Linked DNA regions of Homo sapiens: region 2 is linked to region 1. Evidence: read pairs that join two places in POLR2A ChIA-PET (ENCODE). Cell type or tissue: Caco-2. All regions are shown on one strand.

What was found. ChIA-PET counts read pairs that join two places held together with the same protein. Peaks named below come from ENCODE experiments on the same cell type or tissue, not always from the same donor. Only the 100,000 strongest peaks of a DNase experiment are listed, where the experiment ranks them.
Region 2: POLR2A ChIA-PET joins it to region 1 with 10 read pairs; 4 of 35 experiments call an interaction of 5 or more read pairs at or near these places.

Annotation. Positions count from the first base shown.
Region 1 is chr4:87,227,591-87,230,090 of GRCh38, reverse strand. It overlaps a transcript of KLHL8 not described here. Among named protein-coding and RNA genes, the nearest start is that of KLHL8, 8.2 kb to the right of the region's middle. In Caco-2, no CTCF peak of the experiment used is centred here; a DNase peak (open chromatin) is centred at 1,500.
Region 2 is chr4:87,105,669-87,108,168 of GRCh38, reverse strand. It overlaps AFF1 (ALF transcription elongation factor 1), which reads right to left. Exons shown (of 21, transcript NM_001166693.3): 9 at 2,487-2,500; 10 at 2,324-2,361; 11 at 1-10. Among named protein-coding and RNA genes, the nearest start is that of KLHL8, 110 kb to the left of the region's middle. In Caco-2, no CTCF peak of the experiment used is centred here; no DNase peak of the experiment used is centred here.

The sequences.
Region 1 (2,500 bases):
TGTCCACACCTTTACTAAACTCTCCTCAAATTGCTGAAGTGTGCCATGAGTTTTCTGCCAGTGACCTGACTGAGAGGGTGGGAATGAACTTGAGAGGAGGGAGGAGTGAGATGTTTGGCCAAACTTGAGGAAAGGGCTCACGTTGAGAAGGGAGGGAGGTAAAACGAATATTCTTTTAATTCTTGTCTAAAGAAAAAGGGTAGGTGGTGGCGGGCACCTGTAGTTCCAGCTACTTGGGAGGCTGAGGCAGGAGAATGGCGTGAACCTGGGAGGTGGAGCTCGCAGTGAGCTGAGATTGTGCCACTGCACTCCAGCCTGGGTGACAGAGTGAGACTCCATCTCAAAAAAAAAAAAAAGTAGGCCAGGTGCAGTGGCTCACGCTTGTAATTCCAACACTTTTGGAGGCTAAGGCAGGTGGATCAATTGAGGTTAGGAGTCCGACACCAGCCTGGCCAACATGGCGAAACCCATCTCTACCAAAAATTACAAAAATTAGCCATGCATGATGGCATGCACCTGTAGTCCCAGCTACTTGGGAGGCTGAGGTAGGAGAATGGCTTGAACCCGGGAGGCAGAGGTTGCGAGCCAAGATCGCACCACTGTACTCCAGCCTAGGTGACAGAGTGAGACCCTGTTCCCTGCACCCCCCCCCACCAAAAAAAAAAAAAAAAGGAAAAAGATATTCCAGATTTGAGGACCATGTTCTGAGGGAGGTTTCAAAAATTCGGGCTGATGTGTAAATGGCTGCTGGTCAATGTCCATGCTGCAGAGGTGATCACATGTCATCTGTCCTGTGGTCTGCTTAGCCTCATCTGTTTTCTATTCAACAGTTGCAAGCATAAAGGCAGAGTCTCTGTGTAGTACCTCTACCAAGTAGGCATATATCTAATTACCCTCTGGCCTTCTATAATTCAAGTCTTAGCCGATGATAAAAGGAGCAACTGAAACCTTCCAAATAGGCTGAACAACAGGCTATTTTATTCTAATAGTCTAGTTTCACCTGTGAGGAAACAGGCTAAAAGTTTTTCTTCTGGTTCTGCTTCTTTGAAAAAGAAATGCAATTATAATTTTTTTAGTGTAATTTCCATGTTCAATGTTGGCTTTTAAACTCCCAAGGGGAATCACTTAGCCAGAGAAGCTGAGAATTTGAGCTTCTTTCTGTACCATCTGTGCAAAGATTATGGGTACATGGGTGGTAGATTGTGGCTTCATGACTGGTAGCAACCATTTAGGGGAAGAAATTACATCATCTACAAAAGGTTGCAATATAACCTCCAAGTATTATCTTTAAGTTTCCATGAAAAATGGTCAAAGTCCAGGGAAGTAAATTCACATACCCTGTCTGATTATTCAACCCTAGTTTATCTCTCAGTTGGTGGTTTTCATCTGCTGATCTCTTTATGACTCCTGACTTTTGTACCTTCTTTCTCCACTGACCCAGTAAAAGAATAGGCTTAAATTGCTGATAAAAAAGTAAAGAAAGCCTGAAAGGCTGGGCAGGCCACTTGGCAATTTGGGAGTAGCCATGTTTGTTCCAGTGCAAATATTATCCTTTTCTCAACTGGAACTTCCAAAGCCTCCAGGTCTTTAGTGAGACTGTTTTGGTAGAAGCCACCAATCAAGTATAATACGGTTATGCAATCCAATATTAACCACCCAAAGTTAGTGCCAACTCCACAGGTTAAGGGCATAGTCCCTGAGAAAACTGTCTTTGCTTCAGATGCAAGCAGCAAGTTTGGGAGTCCTCAGACCACCGTCACCTCTGAACCAATGGCTACAAATTCAGGGGTTCCCATGGCCCCCATAGGTTCAATAATTCATTAGAATGACTCACAGAACACAGGAAAGCACTATATATATAACAGCTGTGTTATAATGTTAATAGATACAAATCAGTATCAGCCAAATGAAGAGAAACATTGGGTGAGATCTGAGAGGGTCCCACACGCAGAACTTCCATGTCCTTTCCTCATAGAGTCAGGAGGTGTTGCCCTCCTGACACATCAATGTGTTCACCAACCAGGAAGTTCCACCAAGCTTTGGAATCCAGAGGGTTTTTTTGAGTTTCATTTATGTGGGCATGATTGATTGAATCACTGGCTCTGTGACTGAACCCAAACTCCAGCCTCCTACCCTCCTCAGGGATCAGGAGATCAGGCTGATATCAAATGGCAGAGAATATACAGGGTTGCATAATTTACTGTAATGTAATACACATGCACCTCTGTATGCTCTTAAATCAGGGTTAGGTCTGGCTATATAAAACCAAAAGCCCTGACACAGTGGCTTAAGCAAGATAAAAGCTTATTTTCATTGCACAAAGGGAGGCAATCCTGGACTAAAATGATGGTTTAATGGTCATCAGGGACTCAGGCTCCTTCTGTCATTCATCCAGCATCCTATACATGACTTCCAAAGACAAATAACTTAGTTATTTATTTAGACACGAGGTCTGGATTTGTTGCTCCAGCTGGACTGCATGGCATGATCATAGCTCACT
Region 2 (2,500 bases), 120 kb after region 1:
CTGTGGAGCACTGCAAAGCAACCAAAAGATAAAATTAGAAGGCACGATACAAGGTGGATTTCTTCTTTCTCCCTTGCCCATTTTCCTGCTACTCAAAAGGGCGGGCCTTGGTATTAGATACACTGCTAAACTATCATGTCATCCAACTGAGAGAGGCCCAAAGTAGTTTAATAGAAAAGCAAAAACCTCTGAAAACTGATTGCCAGATAAATGCATAAAAGAGAAGCCTGTGAAATTTTACTCCTGAAGAATATGTCAAGTGATCCAAAATTTAAGTTAGATGCTGGGTGCTTCATATCAAGGGTTGGTAAACCATTGCCTAGGCTGGCTGCCTGCTTTTCTAAATAAAGTCTTATTGGAAGACACCCATACCCATTTTTTTAATGTACTATGTTTGCTTTTATGCTGCAATGGCAGATTTGAACAGCTGCAATAGAGACATATATGGCCCACAAAGCCTAAAATATTTACTATCTGATCCTTTTAAGTTTGCTGGTCTCTGTTACACATAACCAAATCAAATTAATTTCTGTAAGAAAAGCCAGTAAGTTAAAATCTCCCTATATTCTCTAAACAAGAACTGGGTGGTAGCCAAAGACCACTAAATATAAATGGTGTTCCTTTGCAAGGTGAACTCAAAAGTAACCAACCACTCACACTTCCTGGAAGAACTACAAAACGGACCATTCTTCGTAAGTGGCTTAGGGATCATCCCCAAATGTCAGACAAAGTAGAGATTATCTACTCCAAATTTTAAGAATGGGGCAATAAATCTAAGTTAGTAAGAAAACACATTGATCACACTGCTAGACACATATATAATTTCAAAGCATATATAATCTTAAAGCTTCACCCTAGATGGTATTAATTAAAGCAATAAGTCATTAACTATAATCTGGACAGATTTCAAATCTACCTAAAATATTTTCAAAATAGATTCATAAATAACACATATTAGAATAAAAATTATTAAACAATAACAAAATCACTAGTTGAGGTAACTTTAAAACACACACGATACCACTATATAATTTCCTCACAGAAATGCTGCACCCAGTTGGTGGCCCTGTCTCCATGGCAGCTGAAGAGCGTAAGCCAGTGATGAGCAAAAGGGGATACACTCTCAATGTTACTCCTGCCTCAAATTTGTACCCCCGCTTGGTCTCTTCTTTTTCCTTTTCCTCCACTTTTAGAAGTTAGGCTACCTTGTCATGTTTTATGAGTCATCATAACCCACCAGAAATTACTGAACAAAATAAGATATAATTGAACAAGCAAACCTTATGAATCTGTAAGAGTGCACATAATCACATGGGCTTCCTCCACATTAACTGTAACATCCCCTGCATAATGGACAAGATTTTATTGCTAATGTCGTCTCTGAGTGGATGAGCACATCTCAAGTGAGTAAAATAACTTTGTCCATGAAAGGCAGGTACCTGGCATATTACCAGAGGAAAGTATTATAAAAGAAGTTCAAATAGTTCATATTTTCAAAAATTAAATCATCACATTTCCTAAAGTATGGCTGGCTTATTCCATTTCCCATCACACTAAAATGTACTGCTGGTCATTTTGAAAAGCAGCTGAAACAATATGAAAATTCATGTAACTAAGAAAACAGGCATAATGGAAAAGAAGTTCTGGAAATAACTGAGCTTTATTGAAAACAGCAAATCTGTTACCTCCATTAAAACACTGGGCTCGTCAGTTTAACTTTTCAAATATTGATTACCTAATACTGATGATAAATTGTATTTTAAGCTTGTTTGTAAACTCCTTTTTTGAGACAGAGTCTCGCTCTGTCACCCAAGCTGGAGTGCAGTGGCACGATTTCAGCTCACTGCAGCCTCCATCTCCTGGGTTCAAGCGATTCTCCTGGCTCAGCCTGCCGAGTAGCTGGGACTACAGGCATGCGCCACCATGCCTGGCTAATTTTTGTATTTTTAGTAGAGACAGGGTTTCACCATGTTGGCCAGGCTGGTCTCGAACTCCTGACCTCAAGTGATCTGCCCACCTCAGCCTCCCAAAGTGCTGGGATTACAGGCGTGAGCTAGCACGCCCAGCCTGTAAACTCTTAAAAATCTTTAACATCTATACTGATGATGTAGATGAGTGTGGGGCTCTCGCTTCTATAGGGTTAACAACCTCCCTATGGCTGATTTAAGCTTCCAAAATATTAAACAGGTACTTTCCTTTTACTGTGATCCTTCAGCTCCTTCCCATGACAAAAAATGTGAAAGTACTAAATAAGGCTTTATTTTTCCCATTTGGTAAAAAATTGCAAACATTCTGTACAGATGGGGAGAAACCCACACGGTACCTTGGAGGTGCAGATGAGGAGGGAGGCTTCTCTGGGGTCTAGGCATTCACAATAAGGGGAAGAAAGACCAGGAAAAGAACAAAAAACAGGTTAGAACAAGCAGCTCAGATCTGTTAGATGTATTTAAAAGGACTCCTGGTATTACAGGCTGTGCAACACTTACTTGTTCACTGTCAC